Regions from separate parts of the Homo sapiens genome. Here region 2 is linked to region 1. Evidence: read pairs that join two places in POLR2A ChIA-PET (ENCODE). Cell type or tissue: A673. All regions are shown on one strand. Links, peaks and the distances in the headings refer to the core of each region. The heading gives the core; the rest is flanking DNA. Region 1 overlaps ETV5 (ETS variant transcription factor 5). Region 2 overlaps IGF2BP2 (insulin like growth factor 2 mRNA binding protein 2).

Region 1 (8,572 bases), core at 2,199-6,198:
AGCACCCTCCCAGCAGTAAGGTACTGGGCTAACTAACAAACACTTTGAAAGTAACACTGTAAAACCTGGAGTCAAAGAATCTCTCCTCCATGTTTTCCTCACGCTTTCATCAGCATTCTTTTCTACCTTCAGAACTACTGATTCCTGAAAAGTATAAACCAATGGCCTTGTTTTCCCTCAAACCTCTTATTTTTAAAGTGCCCACTGTTTTCTTTCTTACCTTGCCAAACAAAAAGACTTTAGGATGATCCTTTTGAATAGAGGTGGCCCAAGCAAGAAAACGTGGTGTTTTGCTACACCACACCTAGGACCAAAGACCAAAATGATGTACCCTCTCCAAAGGAAAGGCACTGCCTCTACTGTACTAAACTCACACATTAATAAAGAAATCCAGCTGAATAATCTCATCGTGAAACAGGATTAAGATCAATGTGTTTTAGGCTCAAGGGCTGTCATAACAGTTAATCCTATTTCCCCAGCCGTCTATTGCAATGTATTTATGAAAAGTCGATTTTATCAGTTAATTAGCTGGTCCTTAGGAAATTACTTGTACTTCCTCCAGTTGTTCCATTCTCTTTGAAACACAGATCTAAAAAGAACACTTCAAGGGGAAAATGGGGTCATTTGGATCTTAAAACAATTCTCTAGGCTGTATTTGGTATGGAGGCCATGACTTTGAAATAAGATTTTTATCATGCTCTCTACTCAGCATAAAATATCTTAGTTATTCAAGATGCTAACAGGTATATATTTATAATATCATAACTGAAATTAATAAGTGAGATTAAAAATCAGACCCAAAATGTATATTTAAAAAACTGCTATTTATATATGCTAAAATCTAGTAACACACTCTTTAAGTACCCAGTCAGTTCAGAAAAATGAATGGAACACATCACCTTACCCCGACTTTGAAACACTCTTGAGTTCCAATCTTATCCATGGCATAGTTAGTTCTATGAAAATGTGTAGTAAATATGTACATACATCTATGCACTGACCCAGATTCCCTGGTTTAGCCGCTCTATGTGTTAAGGTACACATTTAGCTACATACACAGTTACATAGATATATACACATGCACAAACACTTTTTCATATATAGGAAATATGTACACAGTTTTATCTGTATACACACGAAAGGTGTCTTCTAGGAAACATGGCAGTTTTCTTTTGTTTTCGTTTTTTAGAGATAGGGTCTTGCTCTGGTACCTAGGCTGGGGTACAGTGGTGTGATCACTACTCGCTTCAACTGTAACCTCGAACTCCTAGGCTCAAGAGATCCTCCCGACTTGGCCTCCTAAAGCACTGAGGTTACAGGTGTGAGCCTAAATATGTCAGTTTTTTATAATTTTTTTCTTTTATAATTACTCTCTGTCTTCCAAATCCTAGATGGAAAAACTCAAAGCATGAAGGTATTGAGTAACTTTCTCAGGATCATAGAAGGAAGAGAAGTGAGTGCTGAATTGGACAGCCAGAGGCCTCCCAGATGCTTTCCTGAACACCATCTCCAGGTATCTGAAATAATGGAGACCCTGAATACACTTGAATATGCCACTACTCCCTGGCTCTGCAGCTTTGTGAGAGCTTCTTTAAGAATATTATTTTATACATCTTCCTCTTACTTCACCTAAACCTTCCCATCTGCCCCCACTACTGGTCAGTCTCTTCAGCTATTTGGGAATAGCTGTGAAAGGAGGGGGCTGGGCAAGCTTGTCTCTACAAAGGACATCCAACTCAAGCAATCTGAGATCTTCAGAGTTACTTCTTAGGACCAAGGGACAATGAGGTCCACTGGTAGAATCCCTATGATCTATAGATTTCTATTCCCTTGAATTTGACCTTTCAGAGTCTCCATGCTTTACTGATATCTATATGTGTGAGGTAGAGGTGAAATCTGTACAGCTAGAAGTAAGCTGGGCATTTCTATAAGATATAAAAGCAATGGTTTCATTCACTCAAATCAGACTTAAGGATGTATCCCTATGGGCAGGAAACCCAATTCTAAGAAACTTACAAAATATAATCTCTTTAGAAGTTGAACTTTTAGTGTTTAGAGAAAAAAAAAAGCCATAATCTTTAAAACTGACATTCCAAAATAAAAATATTACCTACATTTCTTAGTATTTCTCTTTCTTTCATGTATACAATAAATTTACACATATACAATGGAAAATTATCAAATCATTATTAATAGGAAAGTGTATTACCAGTGGCCACTGGTAAGAATATTTGTTACAGGCCGGGCACAGTGGCTCACGCCTGTAATTCCAGCACTCTGGGAGGCTAAGGTGGGCGGATCACCTGAGGTCAGGAGTTCAAGACCAGCCTGGCAAACATGGTGAAGCCCCGTCTCTACTAAAAATACAAAAATTAGCCAGGCATGGTGGCAGGTGCCTGTAATCCCAGCTACTCGGGAGGCTTAGGCAGGAGAATTGCTCGAACCTGGGACGTGGACATCCCAGTAAGTGGGCCGAGATTGCGCCATTGCACTCTGGCCTGGGTGACGAGCAAAACTCTCTCTCCAAAAAAAAAAAAAAAAAAAAAGGTTTGCTTTCCCCTGGCAAATCTAAGTTTGGCTTATATTCATTGGTTAAGTGAGTCAAACCAACTCATAAGGTTTCATTAAATTTGAATGAGTTTTCTTCCCTCCCCTGAAAAAAATCACGAGCTCTTCCAGAAAATGACTGGAGTGAAGCTGGTCCTGAACTCGAGGCTGTGGAAAGCGCTCATGGAAAAGTAAGTGCATGCAGCCGGCTGTGGGCTCTGCCAGCTCCTCCTCATGCTTCTGGCTGTTGGTCTGAACTGCAGGCAAACAAACTTGCTTTTGCAAGAATGAATGGCTCAAAGATGCACCACCCACATTTGTGTTCTTGCCTTGCTTCTTAAGCAAGTTATTCTATTTGAATCTATCCCTTCTTGAAGCTCTACCTCAAGAAATAAAGTCAGAGGGAAAGAATCATTAGAAGACCTTTTCTAGGCTAGTCAACCATCTCTTTTATCCTTAAAAGACAGAAAGGCTCAACCTTAGGCAGTTAAAACAAAAAGTAAGCAAAGTAAAAAAAACATCATACTTGGTAAGCAGAAACATCTCCCAAATTACCTCCACTTGAGGTATGGAATTTTAATTAAAGAACTTAGCACATTCTATTTGCTGAGCAGAAATTATTTCTAAAGAGCCAAAACACATTTATTGATTTCTTCACTTTAGCCTATTCCCACAGATAAATATCTCTCCAAATATAAATCCTGCTTGCTGACAAAGAACATACCCTTGCTTCAGCACATGCAATCAATTTGAATGCAGCCATCTCATCTCCCTTTTAACTCTTTTGGGTTACAGAGAAACAAACAAAAGTGTCATAAAAGCATTTCAAAGAACCTCTGCCAAGAAAGCCACCTCCCAAACAGACTGCAGTTTATGCTGCTCTGAGCAAGAACTGGAAAGGCTGGGCCAAATTGTCAACACAGAACAAAGTTGGATTACAAACCCTGTCTTTCATCTTGCAAACACACACACACACACACACACACACACACACACACACACACACACACACTTGGATTATCTTTATTTAGTCTTTCAGTGGCAAGCTTCCCAATCACTCGAAAGCAATCAAAGGGCAATAATTAACATGCATTTACTCTCCCATAGAACACATCCACAGCAAGCTGTGACAAAGCTAAGGTAACCATGCATGTGTGTGTTCCAGTTTATTCCCTTTTACAGTTTCATGGCATTGTGCCTTGGACATGAGGCCTATCATTAAGGAATGTTTAGCTGTTACCTCTGCTCTTACATTTAAAAGATTTGGAATACCCAACTTTTTACTTAGAGAGAGACCTAAGATACTCTCTCTCCAGTGGCATTTTTACACACATACACCCACCTACCCAGAGATAAAACAAAGCTGGGAAGAATCTGTTGGTCCAAAATGAGAAATTGAGTCCTTGCATGGCTCAGGTGCTTGCTATTATAAACTATGACTAAGAGACATGAATTTCTCTATGATGCAACTCTCAAGAGAGGCAGCATTTTCTCCAGGCCTCTCTTAAACCTGCTCATTCGCCAGTGACTAATGCTCTCTAGAGCAGCCCTGTGCTGCTCAAATTTCATCAGCCGGCTTTGTCCTTCATAACTCTGCCTAGACCATAAAAGCTCCCAAACCTGTTGAGGACAGCCCCAAAAGATCAGTGCAAAGTAACCATGCCCCTGCCAGTGTTGAAAGCCATCTTTTGAGCTTCCCACTGCATTTTCTCTCTAGTAATGAGCACTTAGTGGCCATTTTAAGAAAAAGTTTCTCTTCTCTGAAGAGAAAAGCCACAGCAACTACACGAAAAGTAAGAGTAAATCAGGCCACTCTGTGACCACCCCTTGTCAGCTTAGGGGTAGAGACAAAATTGACAACATGTTGGATGAAGCCAAAGTTAACTGGAGTTTTCCATTAACTATTTTCTGCACCTTTAAGAAAAAGAGAAATATCAGGTTCATGATTCACATCAAGGACTTAATTTATAAAACAAACCCCAAAAAAGCCATAAAACAATGTGTGATTAATAGATGCTTGGCCTAACACCAAATATATTTTGTCAGTTAATTTATAATTTTGAGCTTAAAGCTTTGCAATATTCTTTTTTTTTTTTTTTTTGAGATGGAGTCTTGCTCTGTTGCCCAGGCTGGAGTGCAGTGATGCGATCTCAGCTCACTGCAACCTCCGCCTTCTGGATTTAAGTGATTCTCCTGCCTCAGCCTCCTGAGTAGCTTGGATTACAGGCGCCCACCACCACACCTGGCTAATTTTTGTATTTTTAGTAGAGACGGGGTTTCACCATATTGGCCAGGCTGGTCTTGAATGCCTGACCTCAAGTGATCCACCTGCCTCAGCCTCCCAAAGCCCTGGGATTATAGGTGTGAGCCACTGTGCCCAGTCAGCTTTACAATATTCTTAAGGTAAAAAGAAATTTAGGATAAAATTATGTTCAGTAAATCTTACCTGCAATACAGTAGAAATACTTTAGAAATAATTTTATTATGAAATAAAAGTTTTCAGGGTTAATTCTGAATTATTAGAAGAAACTAAATGCATACTACTGTCTAAATCTGGCCATAGCTGAAAAAAGCATATTCTAGACATGGATGATCTAAGACCAAACAATTTCAGAACAAATGTGCCATCACCAGAAAGGTACTTACGGTTATCAGACTGAAAATCTGGGACAAACTGTTCATCATCAGGAACTTGTGCTGGAAAATAGATTTTTATTTTAGACCTTTAAGTTTTATTAAAAAGCACAGTAAAATGTTTTATATGGAAAATAGGACATCCATGAAACTTGCCTTCAGCTAACCAAGCCTCTTGAAGTTGACTGAGATCCTGAAATAGCTCTGAAATTGAAAAAGAAGACCCCAGAATGAGGATATTTCTTTCGCTAGGGAGAAGACAGGGAAGAATCTACACGCTACTGTCACTGGGAGCAGGGAAGCCACAACATAATCAGGGAAAGCTTTACTACCTTCAGAATCGTGAGCCAGATCTGTGTCCAAAAACTTCCTCTTTCTGTCAATCACAGGCCGCCCTCTGCATTCCTCAGATCGAGATTTCTGAAAGAGGCCAACAGAAAGTGAAGGCTCAAGTGTAGTAAAGAGGTCCACAGGGGGAAGACTCATATTGGAGAGGGAGGACAAAACAAACCAAAAGCCACATAAACTTACCCCTGGGACCATAAAAGGGACTTGCTGATCATAAAACCCGTCCATGGTGCTTTCAGCGTCTCTAATACCACTTTGAGAGGTTTCAGCATTGAGTAATTTCTGGGGGAAAAGGGATCCTCCTGTAATATGAATTTGGGAGATTTTAACTAAGAGGGGGGAAAAAAAGAAATGAAACAATTTTAGACTGCCTTTTTTTTAGGGCCTGTGCAAAATTATTACCCTTCTGTGAAGTACTTAAAACCTACTCAAGGTGCAAGCTTTACACACCAATGCCGGGCTTGATTAATGGTATCAGAGGTACAGGATGTACTCCGTGCCAAATCCATTTACCCAGTCATCATTTTTTCTTTCTTATTTAAATCATTAAAATTACAGATTTGCTACTGTCTGTTCTCTACCAAAACAAAAATAAATAAATAAAATAAAATAAAAGGGTGATTTCAAGATTCTCTCATATACTCCAGGGCATTTGTAGTAGGGTTTTTAAAAAAGAGATAATTTAATTTTTGACAGTACAGTGTCAGGAAGCAGAGAAACTGGGTTTAAGTATTCCAAATTATTGGCAATTAAAGATCTGACATACATGGTGTTTCCAAAAGCATTTTGTAGGTCACTGTTAAAACACTATATATAGTTCCTGGAATAAATTGATCAGAGGTATACTTATCTTCACACACAACTCTTTATTTAAAAGAGGACTAAACAGATATAGCATCTGTAATGTCACAAATATCTCCCTGGTTACTTACAGAGATATTTGTGACATCTCCAACTTCTAAAAGAGTAAAATGTCTATGAAAAGTAATGGATTAAAAAAACTAATTCCATTGCATGTGGTACAATGCATCTCTACCAAAGGTCTTTTAAAACTTAGGCTGTTTCATATAGCGGAATCATTTTTTTCTAGACATACCCCCCCACCCCCAAATGAAACTCATTTCAGGACGGGTAAGTGTGTGAGTCTGGGGAAAAAGGGTGGGGTTAGAAGGGAGAAAACTTCTCCTAACGTGAGTGGAATAAAGTAACAATTTCAGGGAGGTACCATCTTCCTAAACACTTTTATTCTTCAAATAAAAACACCGTTAAGTCAACAAAAGGTGGAAAAACATTAATTTCACTCACTCCAGCTCTAAGCAATTCAAAATGCTTAAAGGTCAACTTCTTTTGTTTGACATATACACAATTTTAAACAGGAAACTTTTCCCCCGGTGAGCAATTCCATCCAATTTGTTTTTCACACTGTGTGTAGCATATCAAATTTTTCATAAGTGGGCAGGATACAAGGACACCCTTCACAGCCAGCATCCTCCGCAGCACTTTGGCCCAAGGAATCAGATATTTTCAAAGTCAAAGGAAAGAGAGGAGCAAAATAGCACACAGTTCATAACTTCCTAGAAAAACACTCGCGCCAGCCTGCCTGCGTGCCCCGTCCAAACACCACAAGAAATGTTCAGAATAACGCCTCTCTCAAATGCCACCAAACCGTATACAAAATCTGAGAAACCTCAGCAGTGAGTTGAGGGGCATGAAAGAGAGAGTGCTCTGTCGCTTAGGAAAATCTGTCAGATTAAATCATGGCCTAAGACATTTTGTGAATGTGTTAGGAGGAAGGGGACAACCAGTAGAAGACGGGAGGGGGAGATATTTTTCAGTCTCATGATGAAATACTTCACCCGGAAGAGCAAAAAAAATTCTAAAAAATTAAAAGAAATAAACTGCCATAAACGAACGGAAAAGAGGCATTCCAGGGTTAGAAAAATTGTATTCCAAGTATAATTTTTTTAAAAGCCTGAAGGAAAGGCTCGAGTTCATCCAGGAGTTTAAACCACTTCCTTTGCCCCCCCACCACCCGCGCCCCGGGCGCCCCCAGGAAAACTTTAGCACAGCGCAGCGGCGCGATCCAGGCCCCTCCCCTGTGGCGCGCAGCGGGCCCGGTTTTATGAATGGGAGAGCGAGCCGCGGCCGCCACATCAGGTAGAGGCTGTAACTGGATCTCTAGCGCTGGGCCCCATTCACAAAACAAGACACACTTCCACCCAATTCTCAGCCTTCCCCATTCATGAAAACTCCTTCAGCTGCGCCCCCGCCCCCATTTCCAACGCACGCCCAGCCTCCGACGCAGGCCCCTCACCCCAGCGTTTTAGGAAGAAAGCTCAATGCTTCATTCACAAAAAGGGAAGAAAAAAAAAAAAGCCGCAGGGAGCAGCGAGCCAACGAAAGAAACCCGCTTCATTCATAAAGTCACCCACATTCATAAAAACGAGGTGCGGCGCCCGGCGCTACCAACCGCTTCCAATCCCCCCACCCCCAACATCTCTCCCTGGCACCCCCTCGTCGACCAGGAGTTCGGTTCCCCCCCGAGTTTTCTCCACCCTCTGAAAATGCGGCCGGAACCCTAATCCGCTGCGAGGCTGCAGCATCTTTCGGTGCTGTCCCCTCCACACCCGTGTTATCCCCACCATCCCCAGGCCGCTGTTCCGGTGCGCCCCGATTTTCTCGAGTCGCCGCACAGCCGGACGCCCTCAGCCTGCTGGGTGGGAGCAGGGCGACTGGATGTCCACTTTCCACCACCTGAAACTTGCAAGGCCTGCGTAAGTTCCTGGTCGACCCCCGCCCCCGCAGGCTGCACTTGCCTGTGTCATTTACCCCCTCCCGGTGCTCTGGGGGGCAGCGCCTCTCAGACATTCCCCTCAAACTGCTTCCCGCCCCCTCCTCCCAACTGCGGAGCTCCGCCAAGCGTCTCTTCTCGCGAGCCTCCAAGTCCCCTCGGGGCTCTCGAATCTCCAGAGACTGTGAAAGCCTCGCAACTCCGCGATCCCCCATCCACTCGGGAGCCCCCGCACTCGCGCTCCGGGGCGCC
Region 2 (8,572 bases), core at 3,389-7,388, 420 kb before region 1:
GAACGTAGAGCAGAAAAATGTTCTGGGTCTCTGGGCCCATGATTCAACTGACCTTGGAGCCGTGTGCCTTAGGACTTCTTGTTATGTGACATGACATCCTTTTCTTATTGGTTATACCACTTGTATTTTCTGTTGCTTGAAGACCAAAAGCATCTAACAGATGCATTACTACTGCCTCAAAATAAAGAGGGTGCTTGAAGAAGCTGCATTAGAATGTAACTTTCAGAGGATGGGCATTTTTGTCAGCTTTGTTCACTGCTGAGTTCCTGGCACATAGAATAGTGTCTGGCACATAGTGACTGCTCAATAAATATTTGGTAAATGAACAAAAAGAAAGTTTAGGATCTCTGTTCTCCTATATCTTCTACCTCTTATTCAGTCCCTTCAGGGCTCTGTCACCTACACAGGGAGGCATTCTCTGAAACCCCCAAATCCTTGTCCCCCTAAAACCCTCATTAGGACCTTCAGTTACATGTCATCATTGGATACTACATTTTTCCACTGTAGAATTTCTTTTTTTTTTTTCTTTTCTTGTTTTGAAATGGAGTCTCGCTCTGTCGCCCAGGCTGGAGTGCAGTGGCGCGATCTCGGCTCACTGCAACCTCCACCTCCCAGGTTCAAGAGATTCCCCTGCCTCAGCTTCCCAAGTAGCTGGGACTTCAGGCGTGTGCCACCACGCCCAGCTAATTTTTGTATTTTTAGTAGAGACAGGGTTTCACTATATGTTGGACAGGCTGGTCTCGAACTCCTGGCCTCAAGTGATCCGCCCGCTTCAGCCTCCCAAAGTGCTGGGATTACAGGCGTGAGTCACCACATCCAGCCTCACTGTAGCATTTCTTATAGCTGCACTTAATTACTTATTGGTGTAATTACTCATTATTTGTTTAATGAGTGTCTCTCCCACTGGACTGCTCCATCAAAGCAGGAACCAATGGGTGAAAAAATGGTATGTGGGGAAGGAAAAAAAAAAAAGCAGGAACCAAGTCCTGCTCATGGTTGTAGCCTCAACCTCCAGCAGTGATTAGCACAGTGTAGGCACTGAAAAATTTTTTTTCTAAGATATTCAAACTCTATCTTGGCTCTACATGAAAACATAAAAGCCCAAGTTGTAAATTAGTCTTTTTGACTAATTTAGAATTTTATTAAGTTGTTTGCACCTAGGTTGAAGAATCAAGGAAGGTGGCTGGGCGCAGTGGCTCACACCTGTAATCCCAGCACATTGGGAGGCCAAGGCGGGTGGATCACCTGAGGTCAGGAGTTCGAGACCAGCCTGGGCAACGTGGTTAAACCCTGTCTCTACTAAAATTACAAAAATTAGCCAGATGTGGTGGCAGGCACCTGTAATTCCAGCTGCTCGGGAGGCTGAGGCAGGAGAATTGCTTGAACCCGGGAGACGGGAGGTTGCAGTGAGCCAAGATCATGCCATTGTACTCGACAAGAGTGAAACTCCGTCTCAAAAAAAAAAAAGGAATCCAGAAAAGTATTATTTACTAAGTTCCCAGGAACTTGGATGAGAAATGTCTTTTTCAAATTAAACTGTGGCATTTGGGGGATTTCAAAAGCCCAAGTAGAATAAATAATTCATAATAGAAAGGATAGAGTCTCTTATGAAATCTAAGAATAGATTTGTAATGTTCTTCTTTTAAGGACCATTTTCATCTTGGTTTTGGAACACTCATGTTTGACATTATTTGATTCACCCCTCACTACTTCTCTATAAAACTGCCACCGCTACCCACAAACAGATTTTGCCAAACTGAAAATCTACTTTTTCTTTTTTTAGGGACAGGGTGGTGCTCTGTCACCCAAGCTGGAGTGTGGTGATGCAATCATAGCTCATTGCTCAAATTCTTAGGCTCAAGCAATTCTGCCTCAGCCTCCTGAGTAGCCGAGACTACAGGTATACACCACCATGTCTAACTAATTTTTTAAATTTTTTGTAGAGATGGAGGTCTCACTATGTTGCCCAGCCTGGTCTCAAACTCCTAGCCTCCGGCGATCTTCCTACCTTGGCCTCCCAAAGCACTGAGATTATAGGTATGAGCCACTGCACCCAGCATGAAAGTCTATTTTTATTGTATTATCTATTCCATCACCACTCATTCATTTATAATACAAAGTTAATTTGTTTGGTAAGAACTGTATTTGTCATTCAAACTGGGACAACCCTCATTACACTGTGGAATCCTATAATTACTTCATAAAATAAGGGGAAAGGGCTGGACATGGTGGCTCATGCCTGTAATCCCAGCACTTTGGGAGGACGAGGTGGGCAGATCATTTGAAGTCAGGAGTTCGAGACTAGCCTGGCCAACATGGTGAAACCTTGTCTCTTCTAAAAGTACAAAAATTAGCTGGGCATGGTGGCGCACGCCTGTAATCCCAGCTATTCGGGAGGCTGAGGCAGGAGAATCACTTGAACCCAAGAGGCGGAGGTTGCCGTGAGACAAGATTGCACTACTGCACTCCAGCCTAGGGCAACAGAGTGAGACTCTGTCTTAAAAAAAAAAAAAGGAGAGGGGGGTAGTGAGGAGGAAGGACAGATAGAAGAAAAAAGTGGAAGAAGAATAAAGCAGCCATGTGTAAACTAGTTTCTACTACTTAAGGAAATGTAATCCAATGTTAAGAGTGCAAACAATTTAGAAGCATGGTGGGAGAAATCTTTTCCAGGACAATAAATGATAGCTTTGGTGACAACATACTTTCTACACTTGCACTGTCCAATTCAATGGGCATTAGCTATACACATGGCTACCAAACTCTGAGTAAAAAAATAAAACACTCAGTTCTTCCACTGTACTAGCCACATTTCAAATACTCAATAGCAACATGTGGCTATTGAACAGTGCAGATATAGAACATTTCTATCATTGCAGAAAGTTCTATTGGACAGCATGAGTCTGTATGTTCCTCCCAATAATTACTATCAATGGGTGATAGAAGCATCAAAATCACCGAGAGACATGCAAGTGAAGAGACAGCCATATGTAAATGCAAAAGATCTACTTCCCACTGTATTCTACTTGGGAACAAATTTCTTAAACACAATCCCTCCCTGCCTCTGTTACTGAGTAACAGATTTGGAGTTTTTAAAAAAAACCTCTTGGGTTAAATGAGGGAGAATCTACTCTTTTTCTCTGTTGAGTGATCTGGGCATTGCATGCAAACTTACAGTTTGGTCTCATCTGCCTCTTTCTGCATGATTTCAAGAATCATGCGGCATGCTTCAGAAGTCCCCTCTGGGGTGGCATGGATGGTGACAGGCTTCTCTGCAGCTCCAGAGTTCTCTTTTCTATGGATATCTACCCTGTAGGAAAAGAATCAGGAGCCATGATTACAAGGTCATCTGGATAGGACCCTAGCCCCAAGAAAGCGTCACACCAACCCATGTACAGCAAGGACACAGACAGACAAGGAGGCGTCATCAGCACGTTTGCAATCAGTGCCATTCTCCAAGAAGGAGGCAAGCAGTGCAGGGGGTCTTGTGCCAAATTTTAATTATTTGCAGCTTCATTTAGAAGGGAACGGTTCTTACAGGAGTGCTGTAGGACAAAGGCACTAAGCCAACTCAGTAATGAAGCCAGTTTGGTAAATGAAGTATTTTGTGTAGTCTTTCAAATGACTGCAGAAGTGAAGAGTAAAGTGAGAAGGATAATACTGCACATTGGCACAGTGCCGGTCTCTGAACTGATTGCAGCTTTTAAAAGCCATATGTTAATCCAAATCCGAACACCAAATTCAAGCAAGCTTTATATATTTGAGTGTGGATAGAAAACAGAGGCATGCCCTCTCTCTGCCTAAGTTTTTGGTTTCCTTTCCATTGGCAGCCTGCCATTAAGACTAATGGCTCAAAAGCTTGATGACTTTATCAGACTTCTTTGGGTAGTTGTGGTCCTACCTGTTTTTGTTAACTTTCAAAATTACATAACTGATTATATCCTTTTTACTTTGGTTGTTAGAAAGCCTAGAGCCAAGTCTTTGGTTGACGTCTAAAAAATGGGCACACACTTTGAGAGCTAACCCCACTTCTATTTAAACTTGTTACATTTTTTTTTCAAGCCACCTTACACAATTTTTGCACAAAAAGACACAAATAAAAGTCACTTTCGCAGTGAACTTGGAGGAAAAGCCAGGGCTGATTTTAAAATAAAAGGATACCAAACAGTAACTTCCCTCTCTATTTCCTCACTTCTAAGATGTGGCACTCCAGACTCATCCATATCAGTGTCTATTATTTGGGGATAAATAAGACATTCTGAAGAAAATAGCATTTCTCTTTCAGGTTACAAGACACCCACTGAATGACCTGAATAAAGTGTACCAGCCCATGTAAATAATTATTATGTGTCAGTAATTGGGTGCTTTGCAATTTAAGTACTTTCATATTAATTATTTCACTCAATCTCCCTGATTGTGCTAATTGTCATAATAATCCTGGCAAAACAGACAGGAACCCTCTATTTATTTATTTATTTAGAGATGGAGTTTCACTCTGTTGCCCAGGCTGGAGTGCAGTGGCGCCATCTCGGCTCACTGCAACCTCCGCCTCCTGGGTTCAAGTGATTCTCCTGCCTCAGCCTCCAGAGTAGCTGGGATTACAGGCGTGAGCCACCACAACTGGCTGATTTTTGTATTTTTAGTAGAGACAGGGTTTCACCATGTTAGCCAGGCTGGTCTCGAACTCCTGACCTCAGATGATCCCCCTGCTTCAGCCTCCCAAAGTGCTGGGATTACAGGGATGAGTCTCTGTAATACAGAGGGTGCCCAGCCAGAACCCTCTTTTTATAGAAGAGGCAACTGATGCTCAGAGAGGTTAACATCTTTTCCAAGATCACAAAACCATTTAAAGTGCTACAACTTGAACGTAAGTCTTTGTTTTCAAGTCCCGAGCTTGCTTTATTACATCATGCTACAGTCTTAGGAAGATACAAAAATCAACAATTCCATAAGACGTTTTATTCACCAACTCTTACAATCAGTTCAGTCTCCTTGAACAGGGAGGAAACTAAACAGAAGGCCAGTGTGCTTTATTTCTTGCTTGACGTGGCAGTGACTCACCCACTTCTTTGTGAGACTACCTATGTTGTCACAAGAATGGCCACCCCCAGGGCTCTGACTCAGGGGAAGAGGAAGAGCTATGATGAGTGGGTTCTAGGATCCCGCAGAGCTCCAAACCTCTGCTTTTGTAGAAATCAATGCATCCATAAGCATTAGTTCGCTTACAGGAACAGTCCTGGCTGTGAGGTTATCAGTACCCTCTTTATGAACTTTTAGCCTCTCAGCATGAAAGCTTGTCACAGCCCCCAGCTTGATGTTAGTCTGTTAGTAGTCCTGTTGAAAGAAGCCACTGTCTCTTACAGCACAGCCCCCCACTGCTGATGTAAGCAATTGTGACCTAAGAGTGGCTGAGACCCACCAGCACGCAGGGGACCCCTCAGAAGGAAGCAAAGGAAGCCCCACAGGCACGTACCGGGACTGGGTCTGCTTAGTGATGTTCTTTATGGTCAAGCCCTCCTTTCCGATGATGGCACCAACAAACTGGGTGGGGACCAGGATCCGCAGCGGGAAATCAATCTGTCTGGCCTGAGAAGTGCCCCCAGGGGCGTGGCCTTGCTCCCGGGAAGAGTGGTCCCCACGCTGGGCTCGCTGAGGGGGCGAAGGGGAGCTCACCTCTTCATCCGGGATGTAGGAAATCTTGAAGGAGTAGTTCTCAAACTGATGCCCGCTTAGCTTCTCCATGGCTCTGAAATGCAGCAGGACAGGGGAGCTTCGTCAGAAACCAACATCAAGAAAGACCCTCCCGGCCGGGCGCGGTGGCTCACGCCTGTAATCCCAGCACTTTGGGAGGCCGAGGCGGGTGGATCACGAGGTCAGGAGATCGAGACCATCCCGGCTAAAACGGTGAAACCCCGTCTCTACTAAAAATACAAAAAATTAGCCGGGCGTAGTGGCGGGCGCCTGTAGTCCCAGCTACTTGGGAGGCTGAGGCAGGAGAATGGCGTGAACCCGGGAGGCGGAGCTTGCAGTGAGCCGAGATCCTGCCACTGCACTCCAGCCTGGGCGACAGAGCGAGACTCCGTCTCAAAAAAAAAAAAAAAAAGAAAGACCCTCCCGCAAGACTGGTTCATTCACTCCCATTTAATAGGTGCCTATATGGTGCCATGCCAGGCACTGAACATACAGTGGTGAGCAAGACAGACACCATCTCTGCTCCCTCAGGGCTTACGGTTAACAGTTAAACAAGTAATCACAACGCATCAGCCTGGTCAGGCTTCATATCCAACATTACAGCCTGGTTTCTCCACCACTCAAGGCCATTTCCCCCTTATCAAAAACTCTTATAAATATCAGTATAAAATTATGACTCATTTTTTTCTCATTTTAATCATCATACATATTATTGAAAATTCAGAAATATGTAAGTGCAAATAAAATCCTAATCCACTATCTTTACTGTCTTTCTTAAATATAAACATATTATTGCTTATAAAAATGGGTTAATATTGTACATACTATGTTCTAACCTTTAAAAAAACAGTTAATATTCTAAAACATTTTTCAATGTCACTAAGTACCTTTCAGTATAATTTACACATGACTCAACTGCAGTATCAGTATAATTTTTAATGACTGTTTAACATTCTATTGATTTACCATAGTTTTTGCAACTGATCCTTTATAGTTAGATATCTGTTGTATCCAACCTTTTACAGTTACACACACTGTCACCATTGGCATCTTTGCAACTACAACTTTGCACACAGGACAAATTCCTAGTAGAATTGTTAACTATTGCCCAGTGGGCCCCTGGAATGGTTTCAACATTTATGATCCCATAGCAGTTTAGGAGAGAGCATTTGTGTCCTTGAATCTTCAAATGCACAGAGCGCTGTTATTTAAAGATATTTATCAATTTGATAGGGGATAAATGATATACCACTATTATATTCTTAAAATGACACACGAAATACACTATCCTTTTCACATATTTTTAGTAGCATTAACCCAATTTTACTAGGTTAATGTCTAGGACTTGTAAATTTATTACAAAGCAGCACCTTTTGAATTTAATAAAAGCAATAGAGTAATATCATGTAGAGAGGTCCACCCAAGCAGCAGCTAGATAAGGGCTGTGGAGTTGAGTTGTTGGTGTATCTCCACTTACAAATGTGTACAAGGTAAAGTTAACACTAAATGAACTATTACCTTTTTCTTTTTTTTTATTTTTTTCGAGACAGAGTTTCGCCCTTATTGACCAGGCTGGAGTGCAATGGCGCGATCTCAGCTCACTGCAACCTCTGCCTCCCAAGTTCAAGTGATTCTCTTGCCTCAGCCTCCCGAGTAGCTGGGATTACAGGCATGCGCCACCACGCCTGGCTAATTTTGTATTTTTAGTAGAGATGGGGTTTCTCCATGTTGGTCAGGCTGGTCTCGATCTCCCAGCCTCAGGTGATCTGCCCACCTCGGCCTCCCAAAGGGCTGGGATTACAGGCATGAGCCACCACGCCTGGCCTGAACCATTATCTTTTTCAATGCAAAATTAACATTTTGAAAACTAGCAGTATGAAAATGGGTTAAATATCTTTGTATGTTGAAAAAGAACACTATAATCCTGGGATATATAGCCAAGGTTATGCCACACCCATAAAGCAAGACCAAATGTGACCATAATTCTAGTTATAATGACCTGACAGGCACTTTAAGGACCTCCTACAAAAAAGGAACTTGTTTTTGTTGTTCTTTTAAAGATGGGGGTCTCATTATTTTGCCCAGGCTGGTCTCAAACTCCTGGCTTCAAGTAATCCTCACCCTCCCAAGTAGCTGGGATTATAAGCATGTGCCACCACATCCGGCTGTTGTTGTTTTGAGAGGCAGGGTCTTGCTCTGTTGCCCAGGCTGGATGGTAGTGGTGCAATCACAGCTTACTGCAGCCTTACCATCCTGGGCTCAAGTGATCCTCCTGCCTCAGCCTCCCAAGTAGCTGGAACTACAGGTGCAAGCCACCATTCCCAGCTAATTTTTAAATTGTTTTTTTGTAGAGACTGGGTCTCCCTATGTTGTCCAGGTTGGTCTCAAACTCCTGGGCTCAAGCAATCCTCCGGCCTTGCCCAAAATGCTGGGATTACAGGCATGAGCCACCATGCCTGGCCTCATTGTTTTTTAAGAGACTTGATCTCATGTCCATTAACAGCTAAGCTCAAAATTAACCATCCCTGAAGTAATGAATGGGCACTGGAAAGAGGATGGGGATTGGAGAAAAGAACCCAAACCAGGTGCTATTGAGTAACCACTCTCAGACAATTCTCTCGGCTGCTGCTCTCACTGAGGTGGATTCCCTCCTAATGTTACACACACAAAATTGATGTTTTGGTATAGGCTTGTGCTGCCTCTTCACAGTGCATGGAGGAAGCTCTAGGTAAAAGTGGTCCCAAGTGTTTGGCAAAGCAGAGTCTAGGAGACACAGTGTCACAGGTATGGTGCCCTCTATTCCCGATCATGTCAAGACACAGCTCCCATCTTGGTTTTGATGCCAAGGCTCAACATTTTTCAAGTCTCTACACAATCCACAAAT

What was found. Peaks named below come from ENCODE experiments on the same cell type or tissue, not always from the same donor. Only the 100,000 strongest peaks of a DNase experiment are listed, where the experiment ranks them.
Region 2: POLR2A ChIA-PET joins it to region 1 with 5 read pairs; 1 of 35 experiments calls an interaction of 5 or more read pairs at or near these places.

The regions. Positions count from the first base shown.
Region 1 is chr3:186,100,112-186,108,683 of GRCh38, forward strand. It overlaps ETV5 (ETS variant transcription factor 5), which reads right to left. Exons shown (of 13, transcript NM_004454.3): 2 at 5,713-5,831; 3 at 5,514-5,601; 4 at 5,338-5,385; 5 at 5,194-5,244. The coding sequence starts at 5,757. Among named protein-coding and RNA genes, the nearest start is that of ETV5, 4.7 kb to the right of the region's middle. RefSeq lists enhancers at 7,701-7,760, 8,519-8,572 and a silencer at 8,531-8,572. In A673, for the core only: no CTCF peak of the experiment used is centred there; a DNase peak (open chromatin) is centred at 4,100; H3K4me3 peaks cover 393 bases; H3K27ac peaks cover 1,592 bases.
Region 2 is chr3:185,683,885-185,692,456 of GRCh38, forward strand. It overlaps IGF2BP2 (insulin like growth factor 2 mRNA binding protein 2), which reads right to left. Exons shown (of 16, transcript NM_006548.6): 6 at 5,471-5,743; 7 at 3,173-3,307. Among named protein-coding and RNA genes, the nearest start is that of IGF2BP2-AS1, 25 kb to the right of the region's middle. RefSeq lists an enhancer at 4,585-5,784 and a silencer at 5,440-5,617. In A673, for the core only: no CTCF peak of the experiment used is centred there; DNase peaks (open chromatin) are centred at 3,737 and 5,097; H3K27ac peaks cover 1,338 bases.